Linked DNA regions of Homo sapiens: region 2 is linked to region 1. A link is an interaction called in ENCODE POLR2A ChIA-PET data of the cell type or tissue named here. Cell type or tissue: B cell. All regions are shown on one strand. Each heading gives the region's core, and the rest is flanking DNA. Links, peaks and the distances in the headings are about the cores only.

Region 1 (8,520 bases), core at 83-8,082:
TCACAGACGCTTGGCCAGAAGGCCACACATCTGAGGCTTTGGCAAAACTTTGGAAGCCATGGTAGTTACTGTCCTTGATAACGTATGTCAGCCTCAATACCAACGTCCTTCCTGACTGATGGAAAAATGGATGGTGAAGGAATGAATTATGTGAAGTTGCCACATTCTGGCTGGGGGGACCTTGACCCCTAGGCTTCAGGGGCTCAATAACTGGAAGCAGTAAAGCTGAGCCAGAGGCCCCAGAGGTAGCAGAGACCCGCCGAGGCTCTTTTCCAACTTCTGGCCCTGTAGCTCCCTAGCTGTGTGTGACCTTGGACAAGAGACCCACTCCTCCACCACAGAGCCTCAGTTTCCTAATCTGTAAAATGGCTTCTTGCCTCCCTGCCCTATTGGGAGGATCAATATGCTCATGTGAGCCAGGTCCCGTGGCTCACGGCTGTAATCCCAGCACTTTGGGAGGTTGAGGCAGGCGGATCACTTGAGGTCAGGAGTTCAAGACCATCCTGGCCAATGTGGCGAAACCATGTCTCTACTAAAAATACAAAAATTAGCCAGTGTGATAGCGCGCACCTGTAGTCCCAGCTACTCAGGAGGCTAAGGCAGGAGAATCGCTTGAACCTGGGAGGCAGAGGTTGCAGTGAGCCGAGACAGCACTCCACCTAAGCAGCAGAGGGCGACTCAGTCTCAAAAAAAAACAATGCTCGTGTGTGATAATGGGACAGAACCAGTCCTGATTAAGTGTACACTGGAAAGTAACAATGCCGGGGGCCCTCAGCTTGGTGTTGGAGAAAGGCCCATAGTGTCATGTTACAGCATCCTGTGGGGCCCCTTGGGCAGGCTTAAGGACCAGGGCCTCTGGCAGGCAGCCCTTGCTGTAATGGACCCACGGTTTTTATTTTAATATTTGTTGTATGGTTGCGGAATCCTGGCTCCATTACAGCAAGCCCTGGTAGTTTGTCACGGGATGTTGAGTCTGTTTTAGCATGCCTCTGGAATATTCTGTCGAATACCTATTATAGGGGGCCCCAATGGCCTTGCCTTTTCACAGGAAAGTTAGCTTTTATAGTGGGGTTCTGGGTTTATAATGATAGCGGTCAGGCCAGGTGCCGGGGCTCACACCTGTAATCCCACTACTTAGGGAAGCCAGGGCAGGAGGATCGCTTGAGCCAGGAGTTAGAGACCAGCCCGAGCAACAAAGGGAGACTCCTGTCTCTATTTAAAATATATTAGGCCAGGTGCGGTGGCTCATGCCTGTAATCCCATCACTTTGGGAGGCCAAGGCAGGTGGATCACGAGTCAGGAGTTCGAAGCCAGCCTGGTCAATATGGTGAAACCCCATCTCTACTAAAAATACAAACATTAGCCAGATGTGTAGCGGTGCCTGTAGTCCCAGCTACTCGGGAGGCTGAGGCAGGAGAATCGCTTGAACCTGGGAGGCAGAGGATGCAGTGAGCCAAGATCACACCACTGCATTCCAGCCTGGGCGACAGAGTGAGACCCCATCTCAAAAAAAAAAAAAATTTTGCTGGGTCTGTAGTCCCAGCTACTCGGGAGGCTGAAGCAGGAGGATCACTTGAGCCCAGAGGTCCGAGTCTATAGCAGGCTAGGATGACACCACTGCACTCCAGCCTGGGTGACAGAGTCAGACCCTGTCTCAAAGAAAAAAAAAAGACAGGCATCAAACCTACCGTGTGAAAACAGGGCAGGTCTTGATTATCTTGTATTGCGGCCCTGCACCTCCTGCAGCAGGTCATGGGTCTGTGATATTAGAGCCGGATGGCCATCATTGCTGCAGCCTCCTGTGGGCTATTATAATACTAAGTAAGGCCTTGGGCTCCTGTGACAGGCCCTGCTGATATTACATGGTTGCAATACTCAGGTTAAATTATAGGCCAGCCCATGGCTACATTTATAATTATATAATATAAAATATGTGATCGGCCGGACGCGGTGGCTCACGCCTGTAATCCCAGCACTTTGGGAGGCAGGTGGATCACGAGGTCAGGAGATCAAGACCATCCTGGCCAACATGGTGAAACCCCGTCTTTACTAAAAATACAAAATTTAGCTGGGCGTGGTGGTGGGCGCCTGTAGTCCCAGCTACTCGGGAGGCTGAGGCAGGAGAATCGCTTGAACCCGGGAGGCGAAGGTTGCAGTGAGCCGAGATTGCACCACTGTGCTCCAGCCTGGTGACAGAGCGAGACTCTGTCTAAAAAAAAAAAAAAAAAAAAAAAAGTTATTTATATAGGAGGCACCTGAGCTCATTGAACTAGTCCCAAGGTGTGTGAGTGGAGTCTGGAAATTGAATTGGAGTGTGTTCCAGGAGTAGTTAAGCAGACCCACTGCCGAGTGTCAGCACTACCCTGAGCCCAACAGGAATTCCTGGGTCTAACACTGTAGTAGGTCCTGGCTCTATTACGTATTATAGCAAGACAGGCCAGGCACAGTGGCTCAGACTGCAATCCCAGCACTTTGGGAGGCCAAGATGGGAGGCTCTCTTGAGCCCAGCAGTTTGAGACCAGCCTAGGCAACATAGGAAGACCCCATCTCTACAAAAAAAACTTAAAAATTAGCCAGGTGTGGTGGTACGTACCTGTAGTACCAGCGACTCGGGAGGCTGAGGTGGGAGGATCGCTTCAGCCTGGGAGGTCGAGGCTGCAGTGAGCTATTATCATGCCACTGCATTCCAGCCTGGGTGACAGAGTGAGACCCTGTCTCAAGAAAAAAAGTAAAAATAAAAGACCGATGGATGTTTCAGAGGTCAGTATAGATTTAGCTAGAACATTCTAGCAGAACACCAACGATGTTCTAGATGAGTTTGAGGAACACATCAAGCCTTCCCAGGGACATTCATTCTACAAATGTTTATTGCGCTGTTCCCCAGGGATGGCTGCAAGAGTGAGCAAGACAGCTCCAGCCAGAGCCTGGTGTCAGAGCCTGCAATCCAGTGGGATCCCTGGGGGCCCAGCCTGGCTGCGGAGTGGGGGCGTTAACAGGAACCGGGGGCTACTATGGACGCCCTGTGTGCCACGTGGAGCCTTTGGCCTGCTGAAGCCTCTAATGAAATAGTAGGTTGGGCCGGGCATGGTGGCTCATGCCTGTAATCCCAGCACTTTGGGAGGCCGAGGCGGGTGGATCACAAGGTCAGGAGATCGAGACCATCCTGGCTAACATGATGAAGCTCCGTCTCTACTAAAAAAAAAAAATTAGCCAGGAGTGATGGCAGGTGCCTGTAGTCCCAGCTACTCAGGAGGCTGAAGCAGGAGAATGGCGTTAACCCGGGAGGCGGAGCTTGCAGTGAGCCGAGATCGCACCACTGCACTCCAGCCTGGGTGACAGACAGAGACTCCGTCTCAAAAAAAAAAAAAAAAAAGAAATAGGTTGGTGCAAAAGCAATTGTGGTTTTTTGTTTGTTGTTTGTTTGTTTTTGAGTCTCACTCTGTTGCCCAGGCTGGAGTGCAGTGGCACAATCTCATCTCACTGCAACCTCTGCCTCCCAGGTTCAAGCGATTCTCCTGCCTCACCCTCCCAAGTAGCTGAGATTACAGGTGCCCACTACCATGTCTGGCTAATTTTTGTATTTGTAATAGAGATGGGGTTTTGCCATGTTGGCCAGGCTGGTCTCAAACTCCCGACCTCAGCCTCCCAAAGTGCTGGGATTACAGGCGTGAGCCACCGTGTCTAGCCAGCAATTGCGGGTTTTTTGTTTGTTGGTTTTTTTCAGATGGAGTCTTGCTCTGTCACCCAGACTGAAGTGCAGTGGCACAATCTCGGCTCATTGTAACTTCCGCCTCCCAGGTTCAAGCGATTCTCCTGCCTCAGCCTCCCAAGTAGCTGGGACTATTCAGCGAGTGCCACCATGCCTGGCTAATTTTTGTATTTTTAGTAGAGACAGGGTTTCACCATGTTGGCCAGGCTGGTCTGGAACTCCTGACCTCGTGATCCGTCTGCCTCGGCCTTCCAAAGTGCTGGGATTATAGGCGTGAGCCACCGTGCCCGGCCTGCAATTGGGGTTTTAATGGCAGAAACCGCAATTACTTTTGCACCACCCTAATATAAAGACACAATTATTATCCCCATTTTCCAGATAAAGAACCTTTGGCTGGGAGAGGTGTACCTGGAAGAGTCGTGTTTTGGTTTTGAACTCAGGTGTGATTGCCCCCCAGGTCAGTAGGGGGCACTATTGTGTAAGGGTGGAGAGGAGGGGCAGCGGTTAGGTGGTTCAGGGTGCACAGCTCAAAGCTGCCTGGGGCCATTCTAGGCACAGAGGCAGGGGCCAGGGCCGGCTTTAAGGCCAGCTCCTCGTGCAGTCTGAGGAGTGGATCAGAAGGGACCAGCACCTGGTGAGTGCTCTACTTGAACCATCTTGAAACTGGAACCAAGGGGACCACATTTTTGTTTTATGCTGAGTGTGTCCTGCCATGGGCTTTTCCTTTCCCTTCCCCTTCTCCTTCCCCTCCCCCTTCCCCTTCCCCTCTCCTCTTCTCTTCTCTTCCGTTTTTTGGAGACGGAGTCTTGCTCTGTCGCCCAGGCTGGAGTTCAATAGCGCAATCTCGGCTTACTGCAACCTCCGCCTCCTGGGTTCGAGTGATTCTCCTGCCTCAGCCTCCCGAGTAGCTGGGATTACAGGTGCGCACTACCACGTCCGGCTAATTTTTGTATTTCTAGTAGAGACGGGGTTTCACCACGTTGGTCAGGCTGGTCTCGAACTCCTGACCTCGTGATCCGCCCACCTCAGCCTCCCAAAGTGCTGGGATTACAGGCGTGAGCCACCGGCGCCCGGCTCTTCCGGCTCTTCTTTTCTTTTTCCTTTTCTTTCTTTCTTTTTTTTTTTTTTTTGAGACAGGGTCACACTCTGTCGCCCAGGCTGGAGCACAGTGGCGCGATCTCGGCTCACTGAAACCTCTGCCTCCCAGGTTCAAGCGATTCTCCTGCCTCAGCCTCCTGAGTATCTAGGATTACAGGCACAGGCCACCAGGCCCAGCGAATTTTTGCACCATAGAGATGGTGTTTCGTCATGTTGGCCAGGCTGGTCTCGAACTCCTGACCTCAGATGATCTGCTCGCCTTGGCCTCCCAAAGTGCTGGGATTACAGGCATGAGCCACCGCGCCCGGCCTTGCCAGGGGCTTTCTACTGCACTATAGTGTGGACTTCAGGACATTGTAGCTGTCCTGGGGGAGCCCAGGTGACAGTCTAAGGGGGTTCTAATAGAGCCCTGGGGACATGACAGCAGGATCCCAGGGGGAGAGAGGGTGTAGTCAGGGCTCATTAGAACAGAGCCCTGAGGATCTGATGCAAGTCAACCAGCTGATGCTATAAATGGGCTCCAGAGACATTGCAGGAACCCAGGGCATCTGCAAGGGTTTCCCAGGTGGCACTAAGGGACCTTGAGGCCTTTTTCTTTTTCTTTTTCTTTTTCTTTAGGGTCTCGCTCAGTCATCCAGGTTGGAGTGCTGTGATGCAATCATGGCTCACTGCAACGTTGACTGAGACCTTTTTCTTCCGTGACAGGAAGGAGGGCTATGATGGGGAATGTCTAGGCAGACCCCTGGGAGGCCTCCTGGTTAAAGCCCCAGGCCATTACAACAGCAAGGAGAGGAGATCAGAATGGGGCAAGGAAAGACACTCCAGATGACCACGGCCAGCTGAATCATGGCCTCAGAGACGTCCATGCCCTAATCCCCCAAAACCTCTGGCTGTGGCCTTATATGGGAAAAGGGACTTTGTGATGTGATTAGGTTAGGTTCAGATGGGGAGACGATCTCGGATTATCCAAGTAGCCCTAAACATAATCACAGGACTCCTTTGGAGAGGGAGGCAGGCGGGTTGGTGTCGGAGAGAGAAGACGTGAGGACCGACATATGGGTCAGAGAGGGGAGAGGATGCCGTGCTGCTGGCCTTGAAGATGGAGGACTGGGCCATGAGCCAAGGAATGCTGGTAGCTTCTAGAAGCTGGGAAAGGCAAAAACACCGATTCTTCCCTGGAGCCTCCAGAAAGAACACAAAATTGTTGGGTGCGGTGGTTCACGCCTGTAATCCCAACACTTTGGGAGGCCGAGGCGGGTGGATCACGAGGTCAGGAGTTCGAGACCAGCCTGGCCAATATGGTGAAACGCCGTCTCTACTAAAAATACAAAAATTAGCCGGGTGTGGTGGCGGGTGCCTGTAATCCCAGCTACTCAGGAGGCTGAGGCAGGAGAATCTCTTGAACCCGGGAGGCGGAGGTTGCAGTGAGCCGAGTTCGCACCAGTGCACTCCAAGCTGGGCAACAGAGCCAGACTCCATCTAAAAAAAAAAAAAAAAAGGAACACAAAACCTGTGAGTATCATAGGTGGTCCAAGGAGCTTTACGAATGTCCTGGTAATGTTACAGCAGGGCCCTGGGGGTGGGGACGTGAGAGCTAAGGCTGGGTTATAGAGGACCCCACAGTGATGGTAGTCAGACTTCCAGGAAAAGCATAGCAGGCTCCTGAGGGACACTGTAACAGGGCATTGAGGATTCTGTCAGGGTCCAAGGAACCTTAAAATGGGGCCCAGGGGCTGCTGGAATAGTGTCCTGAAGACATTACATGATCCCAAGGAAACTAGAGGGGACAGCTAAGGACAGGGCAGTTGCCTCAGGGTATTTTGGGGAAGAGCTGAGGGTGCTGTAATTAGGATTCTTAAGAAATTAAAGCAGGTGGCCAGGCGCAGTGGCTCACACCTGTAATTCCCAGCACTTTGGGAGGCCGAGTCGGGCGGATCACGAGGTCAGGAGATCGAGACCATCCTGGCTAACACGGTGAAACCCTGTCTCTACTAAAAATATAAAAATTAGCCAGGCGTGGTGGCAGGCTCACGTAGTCCCAGTTACTCGGGAGGCTGAGGCAGGAGAATGGCGTGAACCTGGGAGGCGCAGCTTGCAGTGAGCCGAGACTGCACCACTGCCCTCCAGCCTGGGCGACAGAGCAAGACTCTGTCTCAAAAAATAAAAAAAAGAAAAGAAAAGAAGAAAAGAAGAAGTTAAAGCAGGTTCTTTCTGTCTCTTAGGAGTGGACCTTGGGATGGGTGTCACTGGATCTCCCTTCTAGTAGGACACAGGGAGAATCAGGTAGGACACAGTAGGACACAGGCAGAATGAGAAAAATGAAGACATTCTGGACAAGGAGAACAGAGATTTACCTGGTTAATTTTATGTGTCAATTTGGCTGAGCCACAGTGAGTGAAGAGATATTCGGTCAACATTATTCTGGATGTCTCTATGAGGGTGTTTTAGGATGAGATTTACATATATATTTGTGAGACAGGGTCTTGCTGCTGCCCAGGCTGGAGTGCAGTGGCGCCATCACGGCTCACTGCAGCCTCCAACTCTTGGGCTCAAGGGGTCCCCCAGCTTCAGCCTCTTGAGTAGCTGGGACCACAAGTGCGCACCACCACACCCGGCTAATATTTTAATTTTTTGTAGAGATAAGCTCTCTCTGTTACTCAGGCTGGTCCTTGAACTCAAGCGATCCTCCTGCCTTGGCCTACCAAAGTGCTGGGATTACAGGCATGAGCCACTGTGCCCAGCTGAGATTTATGTTTAGATTGTTAGGCTTTGAGTAAAGGAGGTTCCCCTTCCTGAATTGAGGGAGGCTCATCCAACCACTTGAAACCCTGAATAGAAGAAAAGTCTCGGCTGGGTGCGGTGGCTCACGCCTATAATCCCAGCACTTTGGAAGGCTGAGGCGGGCAGATCACGAGGTCAAGAGATCGAGGCCATCCTGGCCAACATGGTGAAATCCCCGTCTCTACTAAAAATACAAAAATTAACCGGGTGTGGTGGCAGGTGCCTGTAATCCCAGCTACTTGGGAGGCTGAGGCAGGAGAATCGCTTGAACCCGGGAGGCGGAGGTTGCAGTGAGCCAAGATCGGGCCATTGCGCTCCAGCCTGATGGCAGAGCGAGACTGCGTCTCAAAAAAAAAAAAAAGAAGAAAAGTCTGCCCAGAGGGAGAGGGAGTCCTGCTAGGCAATTGTGTCTCCCACCTGCTGGCTCCCCCATTAGACTTTGGGGTTTCTTTCTTTCTTTCTTTCTTTTTTTTGAGATGGAGTCTTGCTCTGTCGCCCAGGCTGGAGGGCAGTGGCGGGATCTCAGCTCACTGCAAGCTCCGCCTCCCGGGTTCACGCCATTCTCTTGCCTCAGCCTCCTGAGTAACTGGGACTACAGGCGCCTGCCACCATGCCTCGCTAATTTTTTTATATTTTTAGTAGGGATGGGGTTTCACCATGACCTCGTGATCTGCCCGCCTTGGCCTCCCAAAGTGCTGGGATTACAGGCTTGAGCCACCGCGTCCAACATTTTTGAAATTTTTTTTAAAAATAGAGACAGGGTCTCCCTATGTTGGCCAGGTTGGTCTCAAACTCCTGGACTCAAGCGATCCTCCCAACTTGGCCTCCCAAAGTGCTGGGATGACAGGCATGCACCACCACACCTGGCCCCCGCATCAGACTCTGAACCAGCTGAACGTCCACTAATCCTGGAAGCCAATTCCTCAAATGAA
Region 2 (8,520 bases), core at 1-8,000, 180 kb after region 1:
CGGAGGAAACACCCAAAGCTGGCAGCTAAAGCCCACAGCCCATGCACGGAAAGGCAGGACCCCAGGGCGATGAGCGGATGCACATGCACGCGGGCCACTGCAGAAGAGCACGGGGCCAGGCTGGGCTCCGAGATGTGCCTGAGGTCCCAGCTACTCGGGAGGATCACTTGGGCCTGGGAGTTCAAGGCTGCAGTGAGCTGTGATCACATCACTGCACTCCAGCTTTGGTGACAATGTTTTGTTTTGTTTTTTCCTTTTGTTTTTTTTTACTTCTGAGACCCTGTTTAAAAAAAAAAAATACGGCGATGAGTATTTGTTGAGCTGGGATGTGTGAGCCGGGTGAAGCTGGGTGGCTGACCGGGGGATCCTGTCGGGGAGGAGTAAGTTGTTGAGTGGGGGAGGAGAGGAGACTACAGGGGCAGGGACCCCACTCGGGCCACCCTCCTGAGAGCCAGGGGAACTGGCGCAGGGTTTAGGTTGGCATTTGTGTTGCCGTTTGAAGCCATCATGTTGTTGGACTTGTCAAGGGGTTGGGGAGACAGTGGAGTGGGGCGCCTGCATTCTAGGAGGTCTGGACAGAGTTAGGGTGGCACTGCCAGGTTTGGGTGTTGGAGAGGAGGGAGCAAGGAATCTGGGCTCGAACCCACATGGTTTATTGGGAGCCGGATAGGCAGGATGCAGAGTGAAGGAGGAGCCGAGGCTGGGTGCCAGTGAGGGAGGGCTAGCAGGAAGGGGACAGCGAGGTCACAGGCCCTCTGGGAGCTTAAGGGAGGGAGGAGGGGATGAAGCGAGGTGGGGACGCATCCCGGAGCTCGCCCTCTCATGTCCTGCAGGAGGTGGACATCTATACCGTCAAGGTGGAAGACCTGACCTTCACCTCCCCGTTCTGCCTGCAAGTGAAGCGGAATGACTACGTGCACGCCCTGGTGGCCTACTTCAACATCGAGTTCACACGCTGCCACAAGAGGACCGGCTTCTCCACCAGTGAGGCGGGGCCCACAGGGCTGGGGGCCGTTCCCGAGCCAGGGCGGAGGCGCACCCACGTAGTGGAGGGGGTGACAGAAACGGGCAGAAGGAACCATGGGGACACGCGTGTTCCAGTGTGAGCTCTGCCATGTAGCAGTCACGTGGCCTTGGGCAAGTGACCTGAGTGTGCAGTGCCTCAGTTTCCTCATCCACAAAAGGCTGACACGGTCCCTGTCTCCAAAGCTCAATGACAGGGAGGTGACTCGCGGATAGCAGTCCCATCAGCTGTCATGGGGGTGGGCATTCCGACAGAGGGAACGCAAGGGTGGGGTTGGGGGGGGCAGCAGGCCGAGGCCGGCTGACCCGCCCGCGCCCCCAGGCCCCGAGTCCCCGTACACGCACTGGAAGCAGACGGTGTTCTACATGGAGGACTACCTGACCGTGAAGACGGGCGAGGAGATCTTCGGCACCATCGGCATGCGGCCCAACGCCAAGAACAACGTGAGGCTCCGGGCAGCTGGGTGGGAGGGTGGCAGCTAGGGCGGGGAGTGTAGATTGGGGGGGGAGTGGTGGGGGAGGAATGGTGGCAGCGGGGGTAGGGGATGGGGGCAGCCGGGGTGGGGGATGGGGGCAGCTGGCGGGGGCGAGCACCTCTGCCTATTCCCGGGTCCCCAAGCCCCTCAGCCCCATGCCTGTCTACACAGCAGGATTGCTTGAGCATTCACCGGAAGTTATGGGCCTGGGGACCCAGGCTGAAACCCTGCCCTCCTGGTGCTTCCACTCTAGACAAGGGGGTCAGTGACATGGTGATGCCAGTTGGAGGTGACCTCTGTCAGGCTGGGAGCAGGGCAGACAGGTGTTGGTGTAGGTGGGCTCCAGGGCAAGAGGCAGCCCCCAGTAGAGTGCACGGGGTTTTCTAGCCCAGCTGGGAGGCATGAGAGGAGAAAGGCAGCTTTTTGTTTTCTGCTCCCCTTTCTTTTTCCTCCTGAGCACTTGGCAGGAGCTGCCATCACCTGAGATCAGGGGGCTTCCGGGGGAGCTGGGGGGGCTTCTCGGAGACAGGGTCTGGGCAGAGATCCAGTGTGGTGGGTCTGAGCAGGCAGGAGGATGGAAGGCTTGGAGCCTGGAGTCGCCGGGAGTGGTCTGGGTTGGAAAAGTGGGTCCCGGCCGATGGGTGCGAGGGTGGGTGGCACTCAGGGTAGTCATGGAATGTGGACCCTGGGACACCCACGAGCCTGTGACAGCAGCAGTTGTCAACTGGGCAGTTTTACTGCCCCCTCCGCTCCCCGCCCCCCCCCAGGACGTTTGCCACCGTCTGTGGAAACATTTGTGGTTGTCACTCCGGAGAAGGGGTGGTCCTGGCATCTGGTAGGTAGGGGCCAGGGGGCTGGTAAATGTCCTGCAGCCACAGGACCACCCCCTACAAAGACTCATGCAGCCCCCGGGACCACGGCACTAGCTGGGAAACGGATACTGGAGAGGGAGGAGGAGTCCTCGGGCGTTGGTGACTTTGTCTCATCTTCATGTGCTGGAGGGTATGGGGGGAGGAGAGGAAGTGGAGACAGCAGGCTGGACCATTGTGTTTCACTGGAACGTTTGCCTGAGGAGGAAGTGGGCTTGGGAGAGGTTTTCTTTTTTATGAAAGAAGCAATCACTGCATTGCTGATGGGAATCATCCTGATGGAGAAATCCAAGGGCAAGGGACAGCAGCTGGGCTCTACTCCTGAGTGAGTCTAGTGGGCTTGGGGGTGTCCATGTGGTGCTGTCCCTTGGCAGGGTCAGGGCAGCTGCTAGGGTGGGACCAGCAGTTGGGGTCTGCAGCGTGGAGATGGGCAGGAAGCTGGAGCCCGGCTCATCGTCGCATAGCCTGCCTGCACCCGCCCCCCGCCACCACCTCCTGGTGGGTTCCGCCCTCATGCCCCACCTCTCCCTGCAGCGGGACCTGGACTTCACCATCGACCTGGACTTCAAGGGCCAGCTGTGCGAGCTGTCCTGCTCCACCGACTACCGGATGCGCTGAGGCCCGGCTCTCCCGCCCTGCACGAGCCCAGGGGCTGAGCGTTCCTAGGCGGTTTCGGGGCTCCCCCTTCCTCTCCCTCCCTCCCGCAGAAGGGGGTTTTAGGGGCCTGGGCTGGGGGGATGGGGAGGGCACATCGTGACTGTGTTTTTCATAACTTATGTTTTTATATGGTTGCATTTACGCCAATAAATCCTCAGCTGGGGTCTGGCTTTGTTTCCTGGGGGCAAAGGAGGTTTGGGGTTCCTTTCGCAGGTACTGCAGTGCCAGCCTCAGCAGTGGGGGGACCGGCCTTGGCACCTGCTGGTGGCTGCCATTCTGTGGATCTGCGTCTCCCGTCCCCCGTCTCTAGGCCTCTTGCTCCCCTTCCTTGGTTCCTTCTCGGGGTCCCTGTCCTCCACAGCTGTCTCTCAGGGTCTTTGTCCAACTCTTTTCATCCCTCTCCTGGGTCTGCGCCCCTCCCCTCTGCGGTACCCGTGTCCTGCCTAGTAGGGGATGGGGGTGGCTTTCCAGCACAGCCAGCCCTCAAGTTTCCCAGAACAGTCTCCCCACCTCCCCCCAACACTCGACATTGTTCCTCTCTGGCTGTTTTTTCCTGTTCGGGTCCCTTCAAGGCCCAACTGTGCCCAGCCCTCTGCAGCTGGGGACACTGAGTGGGTTGGGGGTGTATGTTTGCAAGGATAGAATTTCTCATGGGGGAGTGGCCCTGCTTCCTCCCCTAGAATGGCTTGGGGCTTAGGGCTGGGGACTTGCCCTCCATGGAGGTCAGTGGGAGTTGCAGCTGTAAGGTGGCAGGGCCTACCCATCTTACAGAGGTGAAGACGAGGTCCCTCTGCCTCTGCTGCAGACATGGCGTCTGCACCCACCCTTCCACCCTCAGGGCCTGGCCACGGGGTCCTGGGTCCCCCACAATACTGTGCACTCGACCTGGTTGACCCAGGACACCCTCCTCGTTGAACAGCCCTGGCTACACCTGCTTCAGTGCAACTGGAGCCCTCACCGGCGAGTGCCTGACACCTCGGCCTTTTCTCTTCCGGAGGGGCGCTCCTCAGTGTGTTTGGGGTCTCCCTCGCTCCACGCCCTCCAGGGGGCCGCATGTGCACTTGCCCTGCATTGCCTGGCCCCCGAGGTTCCAGGGTCCCAACTGTCTACTAACCGGCTTCCCGACAGGGTGAGGGTGAGGTCGCATCTACAACCAGAGCCAGCGCTTCCCCGCCGCCACCCCTTTTCTTGGAATCCCGCTGCTTAGCTACCTGCGGGTGTCATTGGCCCCGCCCCATTTCCCCACGCTTTGAAGGGGGCGAGTCTCCACAGACCTCCTAGGGGGATAGACAGCAGCTGGTGTGACCCCACACACCCAGTGAGGTCTCTGGAGCCGCGGTGCGGGAAGCGGGGACCCGGGTTTGAATCCTGCCCCTCTGGTGTGGTGCGGCCTCTTCCCACAGACTTTTGGCCTCAGTGTTCCCCGCCTGGGAAGTGGGGACTGGCCCTGGTACCTGGCTCCAGAGCTGCACCCAGAGGCGATCAGCCCGGTGCGGGAACGGGGCGGGGTGGCCGCAACTACGGGCCACGGATCCTGACCCGCCCTGCCCACGATGACTATCCACATCCTCATCCTGCTGTTGCTCCTCGCCTTCTCCGCCCAAGGGGACCTGGACACTGCAGCCAGGTGAGAAACCCGGGTGGCAGCAGGGACAGGGCGGGAGGGAGACCGTAAAGGGCGAGCGCCCTCTCCCGGCCGCGGAACGGGCAGGTGATCTGTAAGCCTCCCCGCTGGTCTTGGAGTGCTTGGGTGCCCACCTCCATCACGCTCCATCTCTCAATTCGGTTTGAACCCGGTTTTCTCCCACGCTCCCTCTCCAGGCGAGGCCAGCACCAGGTCCCCCAGCACCGCGGGCACGTCTGCTACCTGGGCGTATGCCGGACCCACCGCCTGGCGGAGATCATATACTGGATTCGCTGTCTCCACCAAGGAGCCCTCGGGGAAGGCCAGCCACGAGCCCCAGGACCCCTACAGCTATGGGCGCCGCCGGTGGCGCGAGGCGGAAGCCCGGCTCGGTTCCCAGGATTCCGGCCTGCAGCGAGGGGGCTAGCGCAGTGCCCAGCTCGCTGGGTGACCTCGGGCACGGCTCGTCCCCTCCTCGGCTTCAGTTTGCCTATCTGTATGTTGGAGCTTCTACTCCACATTTCTTCTCCCCTAACTCCAGCCCCTGAAACCGTCTTCCCCAGTCCCTCCCCGGGCTGCGACTAGGTTGGACCTAGAAGCACACGGGACCAGGCTGGGCGAAGAACACTGACGCCCAGAGCCGAATAAACAAGAGTTCCGTGTTTCAGTCTCTGCTTCTCTGTACCTATTTCGACCTCTCAGTCGAGGCTGGGTCTCTAATATACCTTTCTCTATTAGCCATGCTGCTTCTCCCTCACGGAAGTCCCACTGTCTACCTTGAATCCAACCCGCTGTGGCGCCTTTCTTGCCAACTCAATCCATGCACCTTCCGTGGGTGGTTTTGGCGGGCCGTCCTGACCCCCAAACATCCCTCCTCCCTCCCTGGCGTGAAAGGGCTGAGATTTGCTCCGGCACCCTACGCGCCTGACGTTATAATGCACCTGGGGTGGGCTGCGACCTCCCAGCTGAGCCTTGTTCCTCGAAGAGACAGGAGACTAAGAGACAATGAGCTGAGTGAGGAGCCCAGGAACCCGGGTTCCGAACAGCTGCGTAGAATGCGAGCGGCCAAATGGTGGAGAATCTGGCCGGGTAAAAGGAGACGGAGGACTGGGGATCGAACGGATGTAGGGGATTGGACGCCGTGGCTCGAAGGGGGCGGGGATAGAACGCGGGGATTGGAAGGAGGCGGGGATAAAACCCGGGACCTGAATACCCGGCTAGGGACACGAGAGAGAGGAATCGGGGTTTCTGGGTGACGGTGATCTCGGGGTGGGCAGGACTCCAAAGGCCCGTCGACCCGGTGGTGGACTCCTTGCACTGGGATTGGACATATGCAAGCGGGAGATTTGGGGCCGGCGCTCAAAATCGGGGGGCGGGGGTGGACTCGGGTTTGGACCCCAGGATCCGATCAGCGGACCCTTGATTCAACGTGGTAAGTACTGGACCCCAGGGGCTCGGGCTCCGGCGGGGCCTGGAGTCCTGTGTCTAGGGTTGGGCGTGCAAGCCTCTCCATCACTTGTCCTCGACGCTCGCCTCCGCTCACAGCCTCAGCATCCCAGGCTGCGAGGCATGCGCAGTGGGTGCTTCCTTCCCCATTCCCTCCAGCACGGGCGGGGGGAGGGGACGCTGAGCGGATGAATTTATAGACACCATCCCCCTCGCCTTGGCATGAAAAGCGGCAATGGGGTGGACAGCGTCAATGTCTAACAGGTGTTTGTTTCATATGGGTCTAAAACTAATGCTTTTCTCAAGACCCCGCAACTCAGCCTGGACCAGTTTCCCTCCTCCACCCACCCCCGAATCTTGAGAATCCTGTACTGGGGGGAGGGCACTGCCCCCGCACCATGTTCTTGGGAGAGCAGGTAAAGGGGTTAACGCGAGCTATCCCTCTGGCCTCTCTATGCGTTCCCAGAGGTCCCGAATTGACGTCCTTCCCTCAAAACCTCCGGGTCTACAAACCAGGACCCTCAAGACCCTTCAGGTGCTTAGAGAAGGATGAGCTAGGTTATGTAGTCCTGGGTCGGCGCAAAAAGGCAGCTGAAAGCGTGAGATCCCGGGTCTGAGGGAGGAGGGGCTGGGGCCTGGGCTTCTGGGTCTGAGGGAGGAGGGGCTGGGGGCCTGGACTCCTGGATCTGAGAGAGGAGGGGCTGGGGCCTGGGCTTCTGGGTCTGAGGGAGGAGGGGCTGGGGGCCTGGACTCCTGGATCTGAGAGAGGAGGGACTGGGGCCTGGACTCCTGGGTATGAAGGAGGAGGAGGGGCTGGGGGCCTGGACTCCTGAGTCTGAGGGCGGAGGGGCTGGGGTCCTGAAGTATGACTCTGCCCGACTCAGGGCTCCAGCGTGACATGGCTGAAGCGCACCAGGCCGTGGGCTTCCGACCCTCGCTGACCTCGGACGGGGCTGAAGTGGAACTCAGTGCCCCTGTGCTGCAGGAGATCTACCTCTCTGGCCTGCGCTCCTGGAAAAGGCATCTCTCACGTTTCTGGGTGAGGAGCGGTGCTGGTCGGTTTCCTTCCGGGGATCCAGGTTTCTGCTTCCGGGATGTCTGAGGCTCACTTCCGGCATTTCAGCTGGTTCATTTCTGGGAGACTATCACCCCTTTTTCTTAGAATTTTGATGTCTGCTCCCAGGACCCCTTTAGCAATTTCTCCGTGGCTCACTTCTGGGATCCACAGCCCCACCTGCTGAGAACCTCTGCTCACTTCTTTCACCCAAGAGGGGAACTGGGCCCCCCAAAAACTACCCACTTCCAGTTTCTAGAACTCCATATCCTTCCCTTATGGTGAAATTATCATTTCTTCCTTTCATCTCCAGCTTCTTTTGTAGTTGTTGTTTCTGAGACACAGTCTCACTCTGTCGCCCAGGCTGGAGTGCAGTGGCGGGATCTCAGCTCACTGCAACCTCCGCCTCCTGGGTTCAAGCAATTCCCTGCCTCAGCCTCCCAGGTAGCCGGGATTATTGGCGCACGCCACCATGCCTGGCTTATTTATTTATTTATTTATGAGACAGAGTCTCACTCTGTTGCCCAGACTGGAATGCAGTGGGGTGATCTTGGCTCACTGCAACCACCTCCCAGGTTCAAGCGATTCTCCTGCCTCAGCCTCCCGAGTAGCTGGGATTACAGGCATGGATTATACGCCCAGCTAATTTTTGTATTTTTAGTAGAGACGGGGTTTCAACATGTTGGCCAGGCTAATCTCGATCTCCTGACCTCAAGTGATCTGCCTCCCAAAGCGCTTGGGTTACAGGAATGAGCCACCGCGCCCGGCCCAAACTCCTGCTCTGTCCCTGTTCTGGAATGCGCATGCCCAATGTGTAACCAGCACCCATGTCTGTCCCAGGGTTTCTGGTTCTAGAACTCTTGCACTGTCTCCATACAGGGACTCCCTGCTTGTCACATCCTCTGTGTGTGAACTGGGGTCTGGAACACCTGTGGGGTCATGATTGAGTTTGAATCCTGACTCCACCGCTTAGTAGCTGTGTCATCTTGGGCAAGCACCTCTCTTGGAGTCGCAGTTTCCCCTCGTGGAAAACATGGGTGTTGACAGCACCTCCCTCACAGGATAGCCTTGAAGACTAAATTAATTCTTCTATGTCCTGGCCCATGGCGAGGTCTGAGTGTTAGCTTCTGATATTGTTCTTCATTCATTCACCATATATTTATGGGGCATCCGGTAAGGGCCTGGCCCTCTTTAGCATGGAGAACACAGCAGATATCAACAGACAGAATCACGCCTGGGCACTGCGGGCTCACGGCTTTAATCCCAGCACTTTGGGAGGCTGAGGCAGGAGGATCACTTGAGCCCAGGACTTGGACACCAGCCTGGACAACATAGGGAGACCCCATCTCTATTAAAAAAATAAAGACAGGT

What was found. ChIA-PET counts read pairs that join two places held together with the same protein. Peaks named below come from ENCODE experiments on the same cell type or tissue, not always from the same donor. Only the 100,000 strongest peaks of a DNase experiment are listed, where the experiment ranks them.
Region 2: POLR2A ChIA-PET joins it to region 1 with 12 read pairs; 9 of 35 experiments call an interaction of 5 or more read pairs at or near these places.

Annotation. Positions count from the first base shown.
Region 1 is chr19:49,502,582-49,511,101 of GRCh38, forward strand. It overlaps the pseudogene COX6CP7. Among named protein-coding and RNA genes, the nearest start is that of FCGRT, 5.8 kb to the right of the region's middle. RefSeq lists a silencer at 591-885. In B cell, for the core only: CTCF peaks have their summits at 688 (motif pointing right), 887, 4,156 (motif pointing right) and 4,356; DNase peaks (open chromatin) are centred at 248, 690 and 4,200; H3K27ac peaks cover 984 bases.
Region 2 is chr19:49,685,260-49,693,779 of GRCh38, forward strand. It overlaps PRMT1 (protein arginine methyltransferase 1), which reads left to right. Exons shown (of 11, transcript NM_001536.6): 9 at 834-984; 10 at 1,346-1,467; 11 at 2,903-3,188. The coding sequence ends at 2,986. It overlaps ADM5 (adrenomedullin 5 (putative)), which reads left to right and starts at 4,335. Exons shown (of 2, transcript NM_001101340.2): 1 at 4,335-4,652; 2 at 4,847-5,316. The coding sequence starts at 4,579. The coding sequence ends at 5,234. CPT1C (carnitine palmitoyltransferase 1C) reads left to right here and starts at 5,857. Exons shown (of 20, transcript NM_001199753.2): 1 at 5,857-6,081; 2 at 6,562-6,630; 3 at 6,980-7,134. The coding sequence starts at 6,994. RefSeq lists enhancers at 1,934-2,675, 2,676-3,416 and a silencer at 4,725-4,794. In B cell, for the core only: CTCF peaks have their summits at 4,727 (motif pointing left) and 4,929; DNase peaks (open chromatin) are centred at 4,712, 5,482, 5,852 and 6,242; H3K4me3 peaks cover 1,468 bases; H3K27me3 peaks cover 3,251 bases.